3 separate regions of the Mus musculus genome follow, and all the other regions are linked to region 3. A link is a loop called in an ENCODE intact Hi-C map of the cell type or tissue named here. Cell type or tissue: heart. All regions are shown on one strand.

Evidence for each region. Hi-C counts contacts between places; a loop is a spot of excess contacts. Peaks named below come from ENCODE experiments on the same cell type or tissue, not always from the same donor. Only the 100,000 strongest peaks of a DNase experiment are listed, where the experiment ranks them.
Region 1: a loop joins it to region 3, with 3 times the contacts of the local background. A loop is called at or near these places in 5 of 42 quality-filtered maps.
Region 2: it touches region 3 in a loop (7-fold over the local background); 38 of 42 quality-filtered maps call a loop at or near these places.

Annotation. Positions count from the first base shown.
Region 1 is chr12:26,292,300-26,300,299 of GRCm38, reverse strand. No RefSeq gene overlaps it. Among named protein-coding and RNA genes, the nearest start is that of Gm29968, 44 kb to the right of the region's middle. In heart, a CTCF peak has its summit at 4,099 (motif pointing right); no DNase peak of the experiment used is centred here; H3K27me3 peaks cover 370 bases.
Region 2 is chr12:24,948,882-24,956,881 of GRCm38, reverse strand. Mboat2 (membrane bound O-acyltransferase domain containing 2) reads right to left here. Exons shown (of 13, transcript NM_026037.3): 9 at 5,393-5,496; 10 at 2,632-2,696; 11 at 1,473-1,605. Among named protein-coding and RNA genes, the nearest start is that of Kidins220, 22 kb to the left of the region's middle. In heart, CTCF peaks have their summits at 4,470 (motif pointing right) and 6,016 (motif pointing right); no DNase peak of the experiment used is centred here.
Region 3 is chr12:24,705,841-24,713,840 of GRCm38, reverse strand. Rrm2 (ribonucleotide reductase M2) reads right to left here and starts at 5,587. Exons shown (of 10, transcript NM_009104.2): 1 at 5,396-5,587; 2 at 5,207-5,281; 3 at 4,756-4,902; 4 at 4,400-4,516; 5 at 3,351-3,484; 6 at 2,300-2,394; 7 at 2,039-2,172; 8 at 1,076-1,180; 9 at 867-980; 10 at 1-761. The coding sequence starts at 5,494. The coding sequence ends at 609. In heart, CTCF peaks have their summits at 2,928 (motif pointing right), 3,502 (motif pointing left) and 5,170 (motif pointing left); DNase peaks (open chromatin) are centred at 3,459, 4,830 and 5,570; H3K4me3 peaks cover 4,322 bases; H3K27ac peaks cover 4,668 bases.

The sequences.
Region 1 (8,000 bases), 1.6 Mb before region 3:
TGGTTTCAGACAAAGTAGATGGAGCGGGTGGGATCAACTGGGAAACTAATCTGTTTTGATGACATCACTAATTCATCACTAGTTCCCTTTGACTTCCCCTACCAGGGGTCACAGGTGGAGAGACTGGTATCTTTTCAGACCTCAGCTTCACTCTTAAGTCCGAGTGAACACCCAAGACCCAAGCAAACACAGCATATGGTGCTTTGACCACTCTTCTCCTCAAGCCGGTTCACGTCTATATTATTTTACCCGGTTTTATGCCTCTAAGTTGCTTTTGGGCTGCCAGTGTCAGCATGGAACCCTGATGGGAGCTTAGCTTCCCACCAGGCTTCAGTTGAATGTGTATGAATAGCCCATAGTAGCTGCTTCTATTGTTCCTGGAAGCCTTGTATTATTTAGAGAGCAATCAATCACTTTTCTGAGGCAGCCTGGGGAGCCAAGCCCACGGTGTGGTTGATGATGGCTTTTTCTTCCAAGATGAACAAAATAAAAAGCCTAGCCAAGGCTTTCCCGAAGACAGGCTTATCTCCCGCATTGATTGGCAACATTTCTACTCCAAGGTGGAATTCCATTACCAAACAGCCAGCTTACAGACACAGCTGAAGGTTGGCACCCCTGCTGCCAGGATCTGCGGACTCTTGGCACATTTGCTCTATGCAGCTCATGCTTCAGGCCCAGTGCTGAGGCTTATAGCTTTGTCTTGCATTTCCATTGCTAAAAGTAACATTGCTCCCAGATTACCCATGAATGTGCATTGCTAGAATTTCAGTAGTTGGTAGGAAGGAGTACTTAACACATAGTGGAGAATGTACTTCGTAGTGTTGATCTTTTATCTAAAAGAGGGTACTTAACAAATATCACTGGTATTTTAAATGCTTATGTATTTTATGCATATGAGTATTTCCCTCCATGTATGCCCATATACAATGTCTTGGAGTCAAGAAGGCATTGGATCCCCTGGAACTTAAAAATGTTTGTGAGCTACCATGTATGTGGGTGCTGGAACTGAAACCAAGTCTTCTACAAGAGCAACAAGTATTCTTAACCACTGAGAAATGCCTCCAGTCCCATCAAATATTGCCCATATTTAAATAGTACAAATCTGATAGCTATTGTTTCCCATCTGACTCTGAAGTAGGTAATAAAAAGAGGTACAAGAAATATGCCAGATAGCTACTATTTAATAAGACATAACTCCAAAATTCAGTAGCTTCAGTTGAAAATCATTTAATCATACAGGCTAGTGCAGTGATTCTCAACCTGTCGGTCACACCCATCAGAAAACACATATTTCCCATGGTCTTAGGAATCACCAACCATAAATTTATTTTTCTTGCTATTTTATAAGTGTAATTTTGCTACTAAACATGTCTCACTTCCTAAGACCATCTTAGGAATATGTGTTTTCCAATAGTTGAGATCCACAGGTTGAGATCCACTGGTCTAGTGGTACCGGTAAGAGGGTGGGGGCACAGTGAAACCTCTTAACTGGACTATTCCATGGATGAGATATAGGGTTCATTTGGGGAAACTCAAAGCTGCCATGGCTACCTCCCCAAGAATACAGAGAATAGCAAAAGGCAGCAAAAGCCTTGTCAGTTTTAAGGAGGCAAGTTTTAGGGCAGTGAGGAAGGGCATAGTAGCACTCAATGAAAACATGAATCCAGAATGGAAGACTGAGCTGTGTCAGGCTGGTAGGCACACTGTCATCAAGAGGGTTGTCATGGTTTGCATATTCTTGGCCCAGGGAGTGACACTATTAGAAAGTGTGGCCTTGTTGGAGTAGGTGTGAGTTTGGGCTTTAAGACCCTCATCCTAACTGTCCAATAGCCACCCTGCTAGCAGCCTTCAGATGAAGATGTAGAGCTCTCAGCTCCTCCTGCACCATGCCTGCCTGGATAGTGCTATGTTCCTCCCCTTGATGATAATGGACTAAACCTCCAAACACAAGCCCCTAAGCCAGCCCCAATTTAATGTTGTCCTTATAAGACTTGCGTTGGTCATGGTGTCTGTTCATAGCAGTAAAACCCTAACTAAGACAAGAGTGGAATATGAGAGGGGGACTCATCAGATGGAAGAGGAAGGACCAGGTGACCGTGCCCCAGAGTCTCTGCTCCATGAGAACGAGCAACCCTATTCCAGGTACACAGCCCTGTCTTCTCCCCATCATTTCTCATCCTGCTGTAGACTGGTGGCTGTTAGAGATCTGCCAGTTGCCCATGTACACTGGGGATCATCGGTGAGGCCCACACATCATCTTCCTAGCACTACACTCTGAAGCATTACTGAGCTGAGTATTGGGCAAAGAGAGAAAAGCTAAGAGGTTAGGCTTTGCCTAAACTGCTGAGGCATGGTCAGTCTTTCTGGGCTGGAGGCCCTTGTGTGGGCATTGATGCTGGATGAGAGCACAAAAATAGGATTGACAGATGCTGTGAGACAGACTTTTCTTGGGTCCTTGGGGAGATGTAACACACACAGACATACACACACACAATCACAAACAATCAAGCATGCACACACCTACTCATCCGAGAAAGGAAGCCCAGGATAGACCAATGTAACAGTTGCACCAATCAATTGGTGAACCAATGAGTGTTTTTTGGTTGGTTGGTTGGTTGGTTGGTTTGGTTATTTTTCCTGCGGTCTTCCAACTGGAGCATGGGTAAAGGAGTTCCTTGCAATGAGCAGGGATAACTCAAAGACAGCTGCATTGCCAGAAAGCCCAGCCTTCCCAACAGGATCCAACCATGCATCTGCAGTTTGTCTGGTCAGAGTTTTCGCTCCCTAAGAACTGTTTGCTTCCTTTTATTCTTTTGGTAGGGGCCCTGAAGAACCTTGAGGCTTCTTTCCTTCCTATAGACGTGAAACTTTACTTACCTCCTATTGACAACTGGCAGCTCCTGGACCTCCCCCCTCCTTCCAGGGCCTAGCATTCTGGTTTGGAGAGAATGGTTCCAGTTCAGAGGAGGTGTCATGTGCAACAGCAGCAGTCCAGACAGCAGAGAGATAGTTGAGCCTAGGCAGCTAGTTTGGAGCAAAGAGGACACACTTAAAAGCTGCTTGCAGGATGGATGTGGAAGACCATTCGAAGGGGACATGTGGCAGCCTCAAGGGCTCTGTTTGGGCTCCTGCTGTGGATGTTCAGGGTCTTGGGGGGGTTTGAATGCAGAGAAGGAGCAGAATGGAGAGGGGGGCACTGTGAGTTTAGTTAGGAACACGGAGAAGCCCAGTGGAAATCCCAGGTGCAGCCCGACCTAGAAGAAAGCCCAACAAGATAATGGGCACAAGGTTTGACTTTTGGGACCACTTTTGCATAGAAGGGCAGTAGGGCATCAGGAGGAGGTGTGCATGAGAGAGAGCAGGAGGTGTGCATGAAGGGCTATATCCAACAAGAATAGACTCAAGGCAGGAGAACAACACTGATGGAGAAGCAGCAGAGGGGACCATATTTCCCAGAATTCCCAGGTGGTAGAGGGAAATGCCATGAGTGGAAAATAAAATACCTCGAAGGAGCTCTGGATTTCCTCTAAGGTTGCAGAGGAAAGCTCTGTGGGATCTTGCTGAGAGCATTCATTATCTCTTACAGTAAGGAAGTAGTTGACGATCTTGTCAAATTCCATCTTCATGGAAGTAAATGGAGGATACAGACTGGTATAGGAGGAATGGTGGAGAGGGGGAGGCAAAGGACACATAACGAAGTCAAATGGTTGCAGGAAGTAGATTGATGCCAGAGAGAAATCTGCTTTTTTGAAAAAGGAAGGAAGGAAGGAAGGAAGGAAGGAAGGAAGGAAGGAAGGAAGGAAGGAAGGAAGGAAGGAAGGAAGGGAGAAAAATAAAATAGGCCTAAATACATCATAAATGTGTGTGCTAAATAATCAGGGGCAGGAGTTTGGAGGAGGTCCTGCAGTGAGTGAGGGGGTTTATGAGGAGAGAAATCTATAGATAGATAGATAGATAGATAGATAGATAGATAGATAGATAGATAGATAGATAGATAGATAGATAGGTAGGTAGGTAGGTAGGTAGGTAGGTAGGTAGGTAGGTAGGTAGGTAGGTAGGTAGAATAGCCAGCATGCAATGATCCAGCATGGCCAGCAGGTGGCATGGAAGCATCGTGTTTCAATATTTCTAGGATCTGTTTTGTTAGTAGTTTTGTTTGTTTGCTTCCTCTCTCTCTCTCTCTCTCTCTCTCTCTCTCTCTCTCTCTCTCTCTCTCTCTCTCTCTCTCTCTCTCTCTCTCTCTCTCTCTCTCTCTCTCTCTCTCTCTCACAATGGTTTGAGACATGGATTTTGTGTCTGTCCTTGTGCATTTCTTCTCACACCCGTCCTTTCCAACTTCTTGGGAAATATCTTCTCTATCATGATCCAAGGCAAGGCCCTGTCTCCAAGTGGGGTTTGAGTGGGGAGCTGGGGATGGATAGGATGGTCAGGTCGGCCTTCCTTTTCTCAGCTCACTAATTGGAGATCCCTCGAAGCTCTTCCTACTAAGGTCATCCTAGACGTGGCTCCACCACGCAGGAAGGTGGTGTCCCCTGGAAACAAATATCCTGAGTGGGGCCGGTGTCGGGGCTTCAAATCCTTTGTCCTTCACAAGCCTCGGCATGAGAAACGAAAGTTCAAGGACAGCCTGGGCAGTGAAGTAAGACCATGTCTCAAAGCATCAAGAAAAAGGACAGACGAGAGAGCCCACTGTCTGAGTGCTTGCCTAGTGTGGGTGAATAGGACAAAGAATTTCGCACACCCTGGGGAGGAGAATATACTCAGCTAGAGTCATCTTTCTAAATAAAACAAGTTTATTTGTTCATCATTCTAATTAAAGCAGGTACGTTTACCTGAACAACCTTCTTGAAGAGTATCTCTGTGAGGGCGTTAGCCACCAGTGACATAGGTTTTCCCCCATGCCATATGGCGATGGTACCACTACCATGGCCCAGGTAGACGCTGTTCATTCCCCATTCATTTTTCTGGTGAGGGTTCTCCACCCTTCACCCTTCAGAAGCAGCCCCAGTTGTGACAAAACTGTATCCTGTCTACATCCAGAACGTCACTGAGTTTCTCACACTTCCAAGTTCCGCGTTCCTGCCTTTTCACCCTGCTAATCATTTTCTCAATAGCGCATCTATTCTTCGCAGGCCTTGAGCACTTGTGAGGCAGGTGGGGTTGATATATCTGTAAGGCACCTTGGCATGAGTGCCAGGCCCTTTGTTAACCTCAGCGAGGTACAGTAGACCCGAATCCACGTGGCTGGAAACCATGGACCCTGCAGTGGGTCCGGCAAAGCATGTGAGTTCGCTAGGTCGGATAACTCCAGTCCAGTGTAAGGAAGGTTAGAATTAAAAGCCGCCGGAAGAAAAGGACGGGCTCTTGTGAGCCACACTTCACCAGGGACTTTAACAGGAGCTATGGCAGCACTTGCCCCTCCCATCCAATCGATTTGAGAATTGCATAAGTAGCTTTTCTATAAGTGGATTGTCTTCTCCATCCCAGAATTATCTCCCCCTGCTCTGCAAGCCCTCGTCGACTGAGCTCCTGGATAATGTCTGGTAATATTCATTACGAAATTTGATTCCTTTTAAGACGCGGCTTTCTCTGCGTTTCCTCTTTGATGATTTGGAACTGATGTCACTGACGTCTTGCAGCACTGTCAAACGGGCCGGGAGTCTCCAACTTCTTCCCTGATTCCTACTCCTGTTTAGAAACCTTTTGCTCTACTCAGGTGATGTGTGATGCTCCCCCACATACATCTTAGAAACCGGGATTGCTGGTGAGATGACTTACTGGACAAGAATAGGGTTCATTTGTAGCAGCTCTGTTTTGAGCACTGTCACACTGCTGGTGTCAGTGGAGATGAGACTTGAGCCCTTATCTTCCCCATCTTGGGATTCATTTATGATCTTCAGCCCAGCCTGGTCACCTTTGCTCTCTCTCTCCCTGTAGGTCTACGGTCACTGTTATTAGATCACTTCACAGCTTTTTGCTATAATCACCACCGGAAATGTAAAACCAGGTCTTGGTTCCATTCTCCAATCCCATTACTACCCGGCGAAGCAAACAAATGTGGCTTTCTTCAGCTCATCCATTTATTTTTCTTAATTTTATCTATTTAATTTCTTGAGTTGAACAATGTGATGACCATTTATTCTTGGTTGTCAACTTGACAACATCTGGAATTAACTAAAATCCCAAAATGGCTAGACACACCTGAGAGGGATGGGTTTTTTTTTTTGTTTGTTTGTTTTTGTTTTTTGTTTTTTGTTTTTTTAATAAGAAAAGCTAGGGAGATCCACTTCTGATCATGGTCTTTGGGGTGGGAAGACATGTCATTAATCCAGGTCTTATGAGCTGGGGAAAAAACACCTCTAACCTGGGCCACACCTTCTGCTGGTAGCCTAGATAAGAGACGTGGAAGAAGGAAGCTTGCTCTCTTTGCCTTCTCTCTATCTCACTAGGAAGTCCATACCTTCACTGGCCTTAGAGCCTACTTCTTTGGAATTCTGGTGTACACTGAAGACCAGCATGAACCTTTGTCAGCATCCTCATGAACTAAACAACTACTGGAATCTTGGATCTTCCATGCAGAGACAGCCATTCTTGGACTGGCTAGACCATAGCCTGCAAGCCACTCTAATAAATCTCCTTTCTCTGTATAGAGTGAGACCAATTCTATGATTCTGTTGCTCTAGAACCCTGACCAACACTAAGCATTAGATAGGGTGTGGGAGCTGCAGTGTAAACTATAACCACAAGTTCATGTATTTGAACACTTTCTCTCTAGCTGGTGGCACCATTACAGATGTCATGGAACTTTTAGGATGGGCTTTGAGAACTTATGGCTCTCCCCACTTCCAGTTTGCTCCCAAGGTTCTTTAGTGTTGCCTTCAAACTGTGATTAGTAGGTTTCCTGCTCCAGGCACCTAGAACTGTAAGTCGACGGAAACCTTTTTACCCTAAAGTTGCTTCAGATCATGGCATTTTATCATAGTAACAGAAAAGCACAAAGACACCAGGTGTTTCCCTTTACACTTCCTCTCTAAAGCAATGGGGGGGGGTGTCCCCCTACCCCTACCCAGTTCTTACACTTACATTCTGTAGATTGTGGCATTTTATATTCTTGTGGTTTTGTCTAAATACTGTGTAGTCTCAGAGTAGGGATTTTGATATTCTCTCGTCTCTGAACAAAGGATTGTTTAGATGGAAGATTATTAAGTTTCCTTGTAAGAGGTTTAAAAGATTGCTCTTGTGTTGTAATTTGGTCTCATAGTTTTGTCTGCCACAACTATATTCTGAATACTTAATAAAGGTTATTTTCCCCTGTGATTTAACCAAAAATCAGATTTCAGTATTGTGCTCTGGTGTGGTTTCTCTTTTTTGTGGCACAGAATTAGATGTGTATCAGCTAGCTATGGTCCCAGTTGTCATCATCTGTTTACGTTTTCTATATTCTGATAGTTTTGTCTGCTTTTGTTTCTTGTAAAATGAGAGGTGAACATTCTACCACTGGAGTGTTTCTGCTTATCCATACAGGTTCTTTATTTCTTGTTCATACATGTGGGGGATGTGAAGTCCAACTCTTAGGTGTGATCTGGTTCATGCTGGAAGCTTGTCTCTCTCCCGAGCTCACCCTATGTGAGTCTGAATGGAGCCTCCATGTTCTTGCCTAGAAAGTGAACTGATGGTCCCTACATTCTTGAGTTTTCATGCACTTTAGGAACATGAGTTGCAAAATGTCAGGGTTCCTAAAAGATACCAAGATGGTGGAGCTGATGTGACTAACTTTGTAGATATACTGGGCTCTTGAATATTAACTGTCCACTTTACCAGTGACTATGTGATGCCCACCAAGTCAGCCTTCTGGCAGCTCCTCTTTTCCTTTGGACGTTCTGTGTATAAATGCCTCTGCCACAGCATAGCTGTTCCCACTTCTCCAGGACCCCTCCTGTCTTACTGCTGTACCCTAAAATCCTCCGCATTATGGTTATTTCTTTTGCTTCTGTCATGTT
Region 2 (8,000 bases), 240 kb before region 3:
ACCATATATTTCATTTTCCTTTCTTCTTTTATGTCTGGTGTGCCCCAATATTTCCACAGGTGAAGCACTGCTTTGGTTACAAAGATACCATGTGGGTTCCTCCGAACTATGGTAGTGAATGGTTACGATTCTCAGAGGCTAGAACCAAATCTTGGCACCTAGGACCTCTTGCCTAGCTTTCTCTAATCCACTCTATATAATATCAACAAGCCATTTCTTCCAGCATAGCTGGCCACTATTCCACCATGTTTAGAAGCTCTAGCTAGCTGGGGATGTAGCTCAGTGCTAGAGTGTTTACCTCGCATTGCACAGCCTTCGGCACTCTGAGAAAATAGAAGCCCTACCTCCCCTGACTCCCTGATGCAACGGAGAGAACAGGACCAGGCTTTAGGGCTGATGCCCAGGCTCCTGTCATTTCCTGCCGCCTTTCTTCCTATCCAGAACTATCTGCTATTCACATAGGAACTCACTGCTTTAATTCCATCTCCCTGGCATTTCCCAAATACACTATGGCTTTGAACCTTTCTAATGTCATGCCCATGCCTAGGATATAATCTTGTCCCCATTACACTCCAGTTGGTATTGAAATACCTTCTACCTTTCAAAGCATACAGACAAAACCTGCCCTAATGAGCTCATCTCTAACCAACCCAACCAAGAGAACTTCCATCTTTAAACTCTGCTATATAACTCTACCTAGTGGGTAGCCCAGGGGTCTATGCTCAGTGATGTACATGCAGGCGCACATACAGAACACACATATCCATGCTTATGCCCCTGGGCAGACTATCAACCACCAGGAGGCACAGTCCTGTATTACTTTTCTTGCTATTTCCCTCATATACTCCCACAGTCCATCAGAGTGAGTATCCGCTGGTTTGTTAAATGAAGCTATTTTATCCAGGTGGTACTCTAGTAAGCGTGTAAAAACACGTTTGGACACATCACTTCCCTCCAGTGGACTTCCAGACACACCGACTCATCCCCCTCTTTTCTTCCATATTATGAAGCGATCGATGTTAACTGTTTCCTCAAACTGTTCCAGGTTCCCACCAGCAAACACTCCTCAGAACAGTACTGCACCCACAGTCCACAGTGTCTCCCACTGGGAACAGCCCAGCCCTCTCTCTAGGAGTGGTCATACTCTACTCTGAACTGAGAGAGGCCTCCAGAGTTACATCACAAATGAAAAAGAAACAAGTGGTTTAGAAGAGACCTACCCATGCTAATCATCATTGCTATCTCTCGTTCAGAAAATGCTGTAAAGACACATAACTTGTTTTAAGCACTTCCTGCCAGGCAGACGCATGGCTTCTCCTGGTATACAGTTAGCATGGAGGCTGGCATTGGGGGTGTATACTCATTTCCAGAGAACAGTCATACATCTGACTTCTACTAGGCAGGTGCTGCTGCTCACAGCCCAAGAAACAGAGTCACTCACTGAATTATAAAACAAAAACGTTGATACTTACAGCCCGAGCTGCTAACGTCATTAGCACTCCCGTTAGGAATGTCAGATAGTATCCTGGGTAGACCCCATGCCAAATGGCAGAGAGAAAGAATGTCTGGATTGTCGGACTGAAGGTTGCTCGTTCATAGCACACCCTAGAAACCATAGATAACAGGAGAGCCAAGAGAAGTGAGCGGATCTAAGTTCACAAAACCCACAGGATCCTCTCTGGGCTGACAGGGCATATGAAAACAAACGGCCTTTCTCCTGGGCACTAGCTCAGTCATGACGTGTCAGACTTGCAAGTGTAAGCTTGGCTCCTATCTTTTTACTGGTATATGTAATTACTAAAATGATCACTTCCAGTTTGGGGGAATCTATAAACCTAGTCTGCTTTTCCTAACACGGGAGATAGGATTTGATAGGACAGAACCACTGGGAAGGCTGGCTGGGAGACAACAGATAACAAGACCCGCTGTGTGTCTCAGGGTGAATCCGACTGCACGGTGCTCATGGGACCCGTGTTTTCTCAGGCTGGGCCGCCCGTCCTGTGCACCACCCCACCCCACTCACCCACCTCACACATCCTGAGACACGTCTGGCTTCAGTTCTCTATGCCCTGGCTCCAGGGACGCTATAAGATTTCTGTTGCTGTTTTTCAGATTACTTTATTTTTCGCATACGGTTAGAAAGGGACACCTGACCCTCTGGAACAAGGGCCGGAGCTACGGAGCAGTGTGAGCCCTCCTGAGGATGCTGAGGGTTGAACTCAGGTCCTCAGCACAAGCAGCAAGCGCTCTTAACTGCAGGACCATCTGTGCAGCCTCACAGTATGATCTTAAGGAGAGCCCTGACTAGGGAGTAAGACTGAGTCTTTTGATCCTACATGTGTGTGTCCCCAGCCCAACATATAAAAAGAGCTGCAGAGGACACTGGCTAGGCCCAGACATCAGCAGAGCCCAAGCCAAGCTGAGGTGACTGGCATAGGGATGCTTGTGTCTTAATTCCAAGAAATTCTGACTTGATGAACAGTGCCTTGCTTTGGTGGATGCTAATGGCGGATCCTAAGACCACATGTCATTCAACACACTAACAATTAATGAAGGATGTTAAGTTGGCAAGCTTAGGCTCAAGTCCTTAAGGCCAAAGCATGCCTAAGGGTGACTCTCGAAGGTGCATACCTTTTGAGCCAAAGAGCTGTCTGGATATTCCAGTTATCAAGAAACATCTTAAAACTTGTTGACATCTGAAAGACAAAGAGACCATTTTCTTTGGCAAACAAAATAATGAAGCTTTAAGTCTACATAGTAATGCTTTAATAAGCTAAGAAATTAAATTTTAAAGTCATTTGGTAATAATGGCATAGCATTGGTTCCTTACTGAACACTGTTCTTCTTCTTCTTTTTTTTTAAAGATTTATTTATTTATTATATGTAAGTACACTGTAGCTGTCTTCAGACACTCCAGAAGAGGGCATCAGGTTTCGTTACAGATGGTTGTGAGCCACCATGTGGTTGCTGGGACTTGAACTGAGGACCTTCAGAAGAGCAATCAGCGCTCTTAACCACTGAACCATCTCACCAGCCCAAACACTGTTCTTCTAATACAGTAACAGCATCCACGAAAGTTTATATATCTCCAGCAACATTGGAAGGCAGCAGAGTACTGCCGTGACACCCCAGGTCAACACAGACCTATGTCTCCAGCTCCCTTCTAGCGATTTAGACTCCACAGTCTATTTATTACACCGAGACTTTGATGTTCTTGTCTTGGTTTCCTTCCTACCCATCAACTTATCAAAACCCTACTCTATGATGGGCATGCTGCCCACCGTCCCCACTGGTAGCATCTAGATGATAACATACATGGTTCTCAGCTGTGACTAGGCCCCCAATCTACCTGATGCTAACTGTGCCTATTTTGAAAACAGTTATTTCAATGCTACAATGAGGGGAGGTACATCACAAAGAATTAACCAGCAGCATTTAAAATACGTCACAGGTCTCGAAAAACAAACAAACAAACGAACAAAAAATACTTCACAGCTCTCCAAAGTCCCTCAGAGTAGGTGATCTGGCCTCCAAGTACAGACACAGCCTGTCCACCCTCCTCAAGACAGAACTCACCATACACTACATCCTTGTCACCAGACCTCATGCCTCACATCACATCTGCTCCGTCCGCCTCGGGAGTGCCATTATGCAGTCCTGCAGGCCTACTGTGGCCTCCTCTCCTCTACCTTGTCTCTCTCTTCTACATGTACAGGAGCTGCAGAGAGTGAGTCTCTCCAACTTTAAACTCCTTCTCGTCAGTATTTTAGTCTTTATTGTGTGTGTGTGTGTGTGTGTGTGTGTGTGTGTGTGTGTGTGTGTGTGCATGCATGCATGTGCCAACAGAGGACTCAGGAGAGTTTCAGATCCCCTAAAGTTACAGGTGGTTTTGAGCTGCCTGACATAGGTGCTGGGAACTGAACTCAGGACTTCTATAAGAACAGTGACTTTTAAACAAAAGTCTCCTCAGGCCCCCCTCTACCTACAGCCTGTACAGCTACAGGCCCTCGGGTCTGGGTTGGCTACCTTTTCTGTTCCCCCTCCCTGCAGAACTGCTGATGAAACCATACTCAACTGGAGTGCTCCTGGCCCCAGCTCAAGTGACATCTGGGGCCATTTAGCCGTGCTCACAATGCCTTCCTTAAGAAACCAGTGCTTCTCTGTCCTCGTGCCACCTATCCCCAAGAAGGCAATGCTTCATGTGCCCAGGAGGGTAACACCTGGTTCTCAAGGTATGGGAAAACCATATCCATTTTATGCATAAACATACAAACGTGGCAAACTAAGTCTGTCCATGGAGGCTGGAAAGCTCCAGAGAGTCACCACAGAGTCAAAGGTTGTAAATGCCAATCCGTCATCACCCTACTCCAGCAGCCACCCGCTTCCCCTCTTCCTCCCTGTTTTTACTTATTTTCATTTTATGAGAGTTTTTTGCTGGCCTGTGTCTGAGCACCATGTACATGCAGTGCCTCTAGAAGCCAGAAGAGGGCACCAGATCCCTGGAACTGGAGTTCCAAAGGATGGCTTCTCTAGCCTCACCCCCATCATCTTCGATGCCATCTTATGACCCGCTGGCCCCTTCCCACACCCACAGGATGTTCTTCATCCAGGGCCTACCCGGTCACCTCCTGCTTCTGGTTCCCCTCCCTGTGTGGCTTGTCAGACCGACCACAGACTTAAAGCACCATATGCCTGCACCTTCCAGGTCAGAGCCTACCTTCCAGCACTCTCCAAAGCTCCCTGCGGACCGTAAGTCACCAGCCTCATTCACTGCATTCTCAGGGGTCAGAGTGTCCCACCACCAGGGAACAGGGGCCGAGAGTCGGGGAATGGGTTCATGTCCTCCTCCCTCTCCTTTGACTTTGCTTTCTTTCCAATCCTCCCACGAGCCCTTGAAGCGGCTGCTGTGAGATCCTGTCTAACGTTGAACACTCAGTCTGTTGTTCTCAGCTCCCTGACCGGCCACGATTCCAGCTGAACTTTAATTGGTTGTATAAAATTAAACATCGGTCCACGTGTGTGAGAAATGTCCCCCACAGTCTCACGCACGTGAACATGTGGGTCCCAGCTGACTGGGAGGTGTGGGAGGTGTGCCTTGTTAGAGAAAGTCTGTCAGCACGTGTAGGTTCAATGGTTAAAATTTCTAGTTCTCTCTCTGCTTTGTGTTTGTATGATGTGAGCTCCCTTGGTCCTAGTCATACCGCTAGGTTCATTTCATCCTTACGGACTCTCACCTCCATAAGCGCAAATACACTCTTTATTAAAAGAAAGTTTGCAGCCTACTGTGGTCAACACCTGTTAGCTCCACTCTCGGGGAATCACACCATAACCTATAAAAGCACACGGTGGCACTTATGCTGTCACATGACTAACGTCTTAAACGTTTACTAACCTCTATTTGCTGAATTCTCAAGTTGGAAATTAAGTCCCAGCGAGCCACTCCATTCTTGTCGTATCCTCTGAAACCGAAGCCCGCAGCATTGTTAATGGCGTCAGCTGTGAGGAAGTAAAGCATTAAGAAATGTTATTGCAATGCATACAATATATATACACGTGCATACATATATGGTTTTTTAAAAGATTAATTTTAATTTTATGTGTCTGGGTTGCTTTGCATGCATACATATTATATGTACCATGTACATGTCCGGTGCCCTTGAGGCCGAAGAGGCTATTAGATCCCCTAAAACTGATGTTTGTAAACTACCATGTTGCTGCTGGGAACTGAACCTGGACCTTGTGCAGGAGAAACAAATGCTCTTAGCTGCTGAGCCATCTCTCCAGCCTCAATCTACTCTGCTCTCCCAGGAGGTGTATACCCTGCCTAGCTTTTAAGCAGTGAGAGTGGACTTTTTAGTTATTTAGTTATTTAGCTATTTAGTAGCATTAGAGACTGGACCTTCCAGGTGAGCCCTTTCCTGCTGAGCTAGATCCATTGTCCATGACTTAATTGAATTTTAAAATGAGTATGTGTGTGTACATGTCTGCTAAGCTGTGTGCAGGTGCCCACGGAGGCCACAAGAGGGTGCTAGATCCCTGGAGCTGGGGTTACAGGTGGCTGTAAGCAACCAAACTCGGGTCCTCTGGAAGGAAGAGCAGCAAGCATTCTTAGCCACCCAGTCATCTCTCCAGCCCTGACTTATGTAAGAGAGGTCAGAGACATCATCACACACAGTGAAAACAACAACCCTATTCAAGTCAGTAGGTTAGTTAACAAGACACCAGACATGAGCTTGAGAAGACAGACAGACAGAGAGGGAGAGTTCTGGGTACTGTGCTAGAATACAGTGGAGAGTGCTCACCTGCCTGTAAGAAACTGCTGGGAGCGCTCCCCCTGCAGTCAGCATGCTCATTTTGGTCTTTATTCTAGGTAAGTGGGGCCGAATGCCTAATGGCTGACCAGAACCCACTCTGGACTACAGAGCTTCCTTGTCAACCCTCTCACAGTGGTGGCTGACCGGCAGCTTACAGACCCGGTCAACATCGGATGTCTCTTGCTTCAAGTGGATCCTTTCCAATCAACAGAAAGCGTTTCTAGTTCACACCATTGATGTTATGGCCAAATGAGCTAAGACCCATCAAAATGCAGCCAAACACCTTCACAGACACCGATCCTACCCTTAAATGGTCTGTTCTTTTATTAGTTCTTTGATTAAACAAAAAATTTTACAATCTGGGGGGGAAAGTACGCAAGCAAGATTTACTCTTCTGTCGGGTTTAAGCCGCCTTTACGGTGAGCTGGTCAGTATGGTAATGTGCAGGCTTAATAAGATCAAAGGCAAAATCTGCCAATTATTCTAGAAAACACCCCACTCCCACCACACAAAGTTGCCAACAGCCTCCAATCAAATCCAAATGGGAATAGAACGCCTATGTTCCTGTAGCTGGTGGCTTAACAGAGCCAATGGTTCAAAGTTATGTTATATTATATTACATTATATTTGTGTGTGTGTGTGTGTGTTTGAACACAGGTTGTCAGGCAAGTAACACGTGCTTTTACTCAATGAGCTATGTCACCAATATCAATACCGACTATTTAAAAAAACAAAAACAAAACAAACAAACAAAACAAAAAACCCTAAAAGGACAAAATTGGTTTGTAATCTCGGAGCCTCTGTTTAAAGCCAGCATTTAAATAGGCATACAAGGATCTTAAGAAGTTTCACTTATTGTTAATGTTTAAATTTGACAGAAGGAAAAACAGCATTAAGGCAATCTTAGTTTAAACCCACACAAGGCCAGGCATAATTGTGCATCTCATGGCTAGCATCCCAGAGACCGAGGAAAGGCCTGGAGAGTAAATCAACCCAGGATGCACAGGGAGAACCTGTCTCAAAACAAACAAATTCTTACAAGGTAACACTATCTTTTAATTTCCATTAAATTGCCAGGCTAAAGCCACATTTCACGGCAATAAAATAAAGGCAGTAGTGAAATGCCAAGGACCAACTGCTCGGCCTTTCTGTGATCTGCTCTGTGTGGTGTTCAAATGTGCATTGTGTATCACACAATATTCAGAATAAAGAGACTTATGATGATGTAGTGAATAGGGCAAGAGACAGACCAAAGAGGCTCCACGCCACATCAGCGCACCCTTCACAAGGCGGGCAGGAGCATTACGAGTCCGTTGGACATTCAGGAAGACTCGTGTGGTGATAACATGGGAAAGTACTAGGATCCATGCAGATGAAGCTCACGACAGGCACGGTTACCCTAACCCTAAGCCCATCGGAAGCCTCCCAAGGCTGTGAAGCAGTGCAGGGGAGAGCTTTCCAAAAGCTTGTCTCTCTTTCCCAAGCCCAGCTTTCCTGTCAGTGCCCTACATCAGTCATAGGCCAGGCACTCCCACACCTCTTCAGCCGTAACTTCTGTAACACTTGTTCCACCTGGCGGGTGGGTGTCAAAGACCCTTCTGTGGACTGGTGTGATTTTGTATCCTTTTCTGGTGAAGCTCTGGTCACAGTAAACTTCATCTAAGGTGTCATAATGATAAGTGCAGT
Region 3 (8,000 bases):
ACAGAGAAACTCTGTCTCGAAGAAAAAAAAAAAGTGACACTATTAGGGCAAATGTCAGAATTTACTGTACCATCATAGCATTTGCAAACTTCAAGATAATACTGAGCATTAAAAAAAAAAAAAAAAAGCATAGAGGTACTACCTCATAAAATGTATAGTTTAATCGCCTGACAGCACTATGTGTGTGTGTGTGCAAAGTGCCAATTTTATTTACAAACTTGTTAAGTAGACCCTGCATGCCTGCAGGAAGCAGTCCGACATCTTTAAACAGCCCTAAACAGCATCTAAATGTTTAAACCTGCTTGCTTGATGGTCACTGCTCCTAAAACCTGGCCCAGTGCTGTTAGTACTTTGATGAGGTCAAAGGTGACCACACTACTTGTAAAAGCCAAGGACAGGATCTCCCTAAGGATCCAAGTACCCATTGTTTGAAGTATACTTTCTTCTAGTGACCAGCCTGGCAAACAGGACTGAGGTAGCTACACAGCTTTTTAGACACCTGTTTAGCAAATTTAATGACAATTCATGGTGTAGCCAGTTGGTTGTTTTTGCTGGTTTCTTTTAATGGCAAGGGGACAAAAATCAGCGAAGAACACACGATCAGTTACTTAGAAGTCAGCATCCAAGGTAAAAGAGTTCTCTGTCGAATTCGACATGACTCCCATCCTCTGATACTCGCCTACTCGCTTCTCAAAGAAGTTTGTCTTTCCTTCTAGTGAGATATTTTCCATGAAGTCAAACGGATTTTCTACTCTGAAAATCTGAAAAAGTCACACCAATATATAAATGCTGAAAACAAGTGAAAGAAAGAAGAAAGAGACAAGACGACAGACAGCAGAGGGTGGAGGCCATAAATAACACTTTACCTTGTTAAAACCCAGCTCCAGCATAAGCCTGTCGGCCACAAACTCAATGTACTGCTTCATCAAAGTGCAGTTCATCCCGATGAGCTTCACGGGCAAGGCCTCCGTGAGGAACTCCTAGAGGGCAAGCAAAGGGGCGCTGAGCACCCCGAAGCCCGAGGACACCCCCGCCCCGCAGCAAGGACAAGGACAACCTGCACGCAGTCACTCACCTGCTCTATCCTAACGGCGTTGGTGATTATCTCTCGGACCCTCTGCTCTGCTGGCTTGTGTACCAGGTGCTTGAACATCAGGCAGGCAAAGTCACAGTGTAAACCCTAGAAGAGAGAGTCGTTCAAGGTCACCGTGGGGCTCTACTGTTCACAAGCATGACTTATCCACCCTCCTCAGTCTCCTGTGACTTATCTGGCCACACAGAGAGCACTTAACCTATCCAGAGAAAGGTATTTAAGCCCGGGTGTGGTGGTAACACACCTGCAATCTTAGCATTCTGGAGCCAGAGACAAGATCACCATGAATTTGAGGCCAGTTCGGCCCACATTGTTCCAAGCCAGCCACAAAATCCAACAATGCAGGTGAGGGAAATAAACCATGTATTTCACGGCCAATTATGAAAGCGAGGAATAGGCTAGCCCAACTCAAGGCTGCCTGACACCTATTATTACACAGGGCCGGGGCCCTTCCCTTCTGATACCCAGAGGTTTCTTCACAGCCACAGGCTCTACTAAGAACTTTCAGTTTGTACACTCGAGTCTACGGGATAACAGGAATATATGTACTAGGAAGTCAGTGGTTTAATAAGTTACTTAAGGTATCTTATCCTTTGCTGAGGATTGTATGGATTCCTACATTAAATATGGATACAGGGCTAGGAATGTGGCGGAATACTTGCCTAGCAAGTATGAAAGCCTAGGCTGGATCCCCAAGACTTGGAATGGCTCAACAGTTACAAGGGACATTTGCTGCTTTTGCAGAGGACCCAGGTTCAGGTCCCAGCACCTACATTACAGCTCAAAACCACCCGGTCCCGAGGTCATCCTCCTCCCCTTTGTCCTTTGCAGGCAAAGGTTCACACATTACAATCCCTTTTGAAAGTGGCCACACCTCACTTCTCAGGTCCCCATCAGTAGATGTGTATCTAAGAGCCCCAGGTTAGAAAGCTACTTCAGACTCACCTCGTCTCTGCTAATAAGCTCATTGGAAAATGTAAGGCCCGGCATCAGCCCCCGTTTCTTGAGCCAGAATATCGATGCAAAAGAACCGGAAAAGAAGATTCCTTCTACGGCGGCAAAGGCCACAACGCGTTCTCCTAGCAAGAGTCAACACGAAAACGTTCCCGGTGAGGCCTCGGTATTCTCAGCACAGGCCAATAATCCAGTGACATTACTTGGACAATCAAGCCTGGGCTTGAGGAGGAAAAAGGAAAGGGTCCTCACCATACGTAGCCTCTTTGTCCCCAATCCAGCGCAAGGCCCAGTCAGCCTTCTTCTTCACACAAGGCATTGTTTCAATAGCATTGAAGAGATATTCTCTGCAGGCAGAAAGTATAGCATGAATGGATACTGCAGAGCCCTGGCAACACAACAGGCACAGCGTAGGCCTGATTCATTACTTCCACGTCTGCTTCCCATCCTGGCACTCACTGCCACCATAACCCTACCAGTCCTTCCCAGTCTCCCTCCATAACACAAACGCCTTCTTAATTTTTCTATAATGTCCTAGCAGAGCAATGTCAGCTAAACTGGTCTAAAATAAACCTTTTGACTCAATATTGTCTAAAGCAATTCCCCTCACCTCCACTTTGGTTTCATACTCATTCATAGCCACGTCTTTAAATTTAATTGTTTTTGGTTTTTTTTGGTTTTGGTTTTGAGACAGGGTCTCTCTGTGTAGCCCTGGCTGTCCTGGAACTCACTCTGTAGACCAGGCTGGCCTCAAACTCAGAAATCTGCCTGCCTCTGCCTCCCAAGTGCTGGGGTTAAAGGTGTGCGCCACCACCGCCCGGCTTTAAACTTAACTTTTAATGTATGTTTTGCCTTAACGTGTCAGACACCTTATGTGTGATGCCCATGGAGGCCAGAAGAGGGCACCACTTCCCTGTGACTGGACTTACAGCCTTGTGAGGTGTCCCGTGGGAGCTAAGAACTAAAACTGGTAAGCAGTAAACCATACTTTGCAGGAGCCACAGTGCCTTCTAAACCTCAGTGGTCATCTCTCCAGCCCCTGGGGTTGGTTTTGTTTTTGACACAGTATGCAGTCTGACTAGCCTTTGACTTCTTGACAATGCTGCTGCACTGATCTCTGGGAGCTGGAAATAGACACAAGCTACCACACACAAAAGCTGGAGGCAGTCTTGACTAAGGGTCATAGAAACATCTACTGACAGTCCGCTTGTCATTCTGCTCATTTCCCCTTTATGAGCAAAAATACTGGAAATAAAGCAGTGAGTGAGTCCCAGGCACCTTGGCAGAGTGTGTGGATACTCACCTTTCCTTGGGATCTTTAATGTAAGTGTCAATAAGGAGACTGTACATTTCAGAGTGTATGTTTTCCATGGCAATTTGGAAGCCATAGAAACAGCGGGCCTCTGTAACTTGAACTTCTTGGCTAAATCGCTCCACCTAGTGGTAGTAAAATGAGCCAAAGTTAAATTTGAAGAACTACTGGTTGCTTCACTTTCTCCACACTACCAGTAGAGTGGCCCGGCCTGCTGGGATTGTTCCTAGGCCTGCAGCAACAGTGAAGGGGGAATCTGAGTAAGAGGCCATTTTGGTGTACTTACTGAATTCTATTCTAGGCCAGCCAGGATTACTGTGAGACCTTGCTTCAAAAATGTAAGTAAAACAAAACAAAAAACCCAGGTATATATTTAATACAGTTTAATCCTATATTTTTATTAGTTCTTCATGATTTGCAAGCAAGCTCATTATTTCACGTCATACGCTCAATTTACCAATTAGGAAACACATAACTCCTAGTTTGCCATTTATTTTAACAAAACTATCATGTGCTCCTAACCTCTGTGGCACACACCAGGCCCCACAGGGTTTCTTTTAACACTGTTATTCCCTAATTCTGTTTCAGTTCATTCCAAGGACCCACTTAGAGTTAAGAAGTATACAACCAAAGTCTTATAGAAATCCACAAAAAGTTAAGCATGTAGGTACAAAGAGAAAAACTCACTACTGCTCCTTAGCAGAGGGAAAGACTAACATGATGAACGTTAACATAACATTCATAGCTCTTAAAAAGTTTGTTTTGCTTGTGCTTGCCTGGGAATGGGTCCGTGCATGTATAGGCAAGTGCCCAAGGTCAGAGTTGCCTTGGTGAGAGGAGCTCACCAGCAGATGGGAAGCAGTCCAACAGGGGTAACTCATAACAGAACCTGGGTCTTCCGCCCAAGCAGGAAGTGTGTTAACCAGAGCGGAGACTGGAGTCAGTCATCTATCCCTCCAGCCCCGCTTCAGGGCAAAAGATAGAGAGCCAGGAACCAGTTCTGGATCTAAGTGAATTATGGGTATTTCATGCCAACTCACCAAGTTCTCATTGACTATGCCATCACTCGCTGCAAAGAAAGCCAGAACGTGAGATATAAAATGTCTCTCATCGGGTTTCAGAGCTTCCCAGTGCTGAATATCCTTGGAAAGGTCCACCTGAAGTTTAGAAGTTCACGATTAGCAGGTCTGTAGGTCTCTCTCTCTTTCTCTCTCTCATACACACACACTTTAAAACTGAAGTCCCCCAAACCATCTCATTACCGAATTCTTCACATCCATTATTCCCTTTGTTTCAGGGAACACCCAATATCTCAGTGAGCTACCATTCCCAAGGGCAAAAAGTTGTGACGGCCATGCGGGAGCCTTCTGACACACAGCAAGTCCTGAACGATTACCTCCTCGGCAGTCCAAAAGGAGGCCTCGGCTTTCTTGTACATCTGCCAGATATCATGGTACTCGATGGGAAAGACAACGAAGCGGCGGGGGTTTTCTCTCAGTAACGGCTCATCCTCAACGCTGGGGTTAGTAGGCGCTTTACTTTCCTGTTGGATGAGAGAGAGTGCCAAGTGAACCAACCCCCAAATGCCAACCGAACCGCAGGAAACTGCTAGCCAGTGTCTCATCAGATCGAGTACTTTCAACGATTGGTAATCTCGTGTGCTTAGCTGTCACGCTGCACTCTACTATTACCATAGGCCGACCCGAGTAGGACATTCTGAGGAGACACTTTGGCGGGAAAGAAGAGTCAAATAATTCAGCTGGGACAATGCAGATTTAGCGCCAACGAGCGGGCGCCCTCTACTGGGAGCCTAAGCGACCCACCTCAGCCCCACACGGGCCACTCACCAGCTCGGCGGAGTCCTGGAAGATTCTCCTCGCAGCTTTGCTGGCCAGGACGCGGGTGCTGCTGAGAGTCGGGGGCTGTAGGGGGACACGCGTGGTGAATGGCGGTAGGCACCCTCCACCCTCCCGGGTCCGGGAACCCACGACCTGCCAGTGCACATCCAACCCAGCCGGCACCTGGGCCGCCCTCACCGTGTTCTCCTTGTCAGCCAGGGTGAGTCGCTTCAGCGGCGACAACTGCAGCTGCTGCTGGTCAGCGATGGTGGCGAGCGGGGTGCGGACGGAGAGCATGGCGAACGAGGGCAGCGGCGGAGACGGCGAGGAGCAGGCGAAAACAGCTGGAATCCGGTGCACCGCCGACTGCCAGCGCCCGCGCCCTTTAAAGAGCCACCCAACCGCGCGCTCCGAGGGGGCGTGGCCTCGCCTCCCATTGGACGCCGCTGACCCCGCTCGCCGCCCAGCGCGGGAGATTTGAGTTGCGCCGCAGGCCTTCCGCACAAAGACCTTTAAGGAGCCTGCGCCGGCCGGGTGCGCGGGCGCTCGCGGGGCCGGAACCGGTTAGGATTGCGAGAGCCTTGGGGATTGAGCGCGCAGGGGGTCGCCGGGCGGGCGTTGCCGCTGAGGTTGGTGCCAAGGGTGGAGTGACGCTGCTGGCCTCTGGGACACGTCGCCTTGACTGTCTTCATGTCCCAAGTAGAGGGGTGCGGGGGACCCTGGTTTCTTAAAGAGATTCGGGGTCCCGAGCAATCGCACCGGCCTTGTGGGATTAAGGGGGTCCTCAAACTAGGGTTCCCTAAAAAGCTGTCTTCAAACTCATGAAGGGGTACGGATGCAGCCTTGGGTTCCTTTTCTACCCTGCCCCTCCTGTCAGACCCCTGTCCCCTCTGTCCCAATTAGTTTAAAAGCTGCCAGACGATTACAAATTCCAGGAAGCTCACAGGATGGTGACGAGTCATACATTCATTTTACGACTCTGGGCGTCCAGTAGTCTAAAGACGAATCTGCAAATTCCTGTGGTGAGGGTGGAGACAAGAACTCAAGTTTCCATCTTTCTGATTTGCCCTACGGGGTCCAAGATACCAGAGATAAAGCGCTGAGATGGGACACTGAGATCCCGGGGAAAAACGTGGAACCTGGGAAGGCTCCACTGACTCTCCCAGGTCAAATATTTTAAAAGAGGACGAGGGGAGGCTCCCCTCTGCTTGTGTCCTAAGTTCTCTCACTGTAGATGCTGTAAAAAATCTCTGAACACCATGTGGCAGCTCAAAGTTAAAGCAGGCGGCATCCACCGCTGCACAATTTATTGATGCTGGGGACAAAACCCAGGACTTCTTCCATGCTAAGCTAACTGGGCCATATCGATAAATATTTTAAATCACCTCTAGCAAAATTGTCAGTTCTTTTTTTTAACATATAATTTCTAATTCACATTCCATTCCTCCGTTATCCGAGGGGTTTGCCTTTGGCTCCTCTAGCTCCTGGTGTACTCAGTACAAATGAGGTCTGGCTACTAAAATAACACTCGACCACTGAGGGAAGGAGAAGGTCGCCGCCATTCTCTTCTCCCTGCTCACAACCTCCTCCAAACGCCTCTTCCTCCCGCCAAGCAGGCTGAGCTTAGTGGGCAGCCCCGCCTAGGTTCCCCTGTACCGGGACCTGTCAGGAGCTGAGCGCTTTTGCTTCTGGCGCGGTTTTTAACCTCTGCTCTGTGATTGGTTGGTTCAACTTCAAGATTCCCAGCCCCACCGGCCCGCGCGCGCTGCGGTCACTCAAGGGCAAGTCCGCTTTCAGGTGACCTTAGATGTGGAAACCGAGTCCCCGCAGGCATCCAGCGTTTCCCCGCCAAATCCTCTCAGCTGTCAGCACTCACAGTCCCTGTACAGCTTGATCATCATATACATGTTTAATCCAGATGGAAAGGGAAAACGGGTATTTTTAGGCCTGTTTTATAGGTAACTGAAGTAAAGGCCTGAGGGACCTGGAAACTACCCAAGGTCCCACAACTTTAGACCCTTGCTAACTCCTTTTCTTTCTTCTTTTTAAATTAATTTTGTGTGAGACGAGGGTGTAGTGCGAAGGTCAGAGGCCCACTTATGGAAGTTGGTTCTCTTGTATTCTGTGGGGTCACAGGGGTGGAATTTATGAGGTTAGGGTTGGCTGCTGAGACATCTTGTCAGACACTCGCACCTTTTTATTAGTAATGTTCCCAACATACGGAAAAACCGAGCAGGGCATGATGGCCCTGGTCTTTAATCTTAGCATCTGTGAGGCAGAAGCTGGCAGATCTTTTGAGTTTGAGGCCACCCTGGTCTATATAAATGAGTTCCAGGACAGCCAGGACTACATATATCCCAAAAAATATAAAAAAGAAAGCAAGGAAAAGAGAACTCCCCAGGGTTCGCCCACCAGTGTCCATTTGCTGTCTCCAACTTGCAGTTGCTTCACTCCCTTCTACACATGTGCGAAATTCATTGCTTTCTTCCCAGTACTTGAAAGTGACCTGTGCCCGAGGTGGTGGCACTTGCTCTTAATCCCAGCAATTAGGAATGTTCCCAGCGTACAGAAAGAGTAAACAGCAGGCGCCACGCCTCTCGACTCAGCACTAGCAGGCAGAAGCAAGTCATGATTTGGAGGCCAGCCTGGTCTACATAGTGAGCTCCAGGTCATCTGAGGCTGTATAATGAGACTTGGCCTCCAAATAAATCAATAAATAAGAAAGAATTTAGGAAGCAGAATAGTTGGCTTGGGTAGTTGAGAAAAACTTGCTCCCTCAAAGGTTCCTATCACCCACTTGATG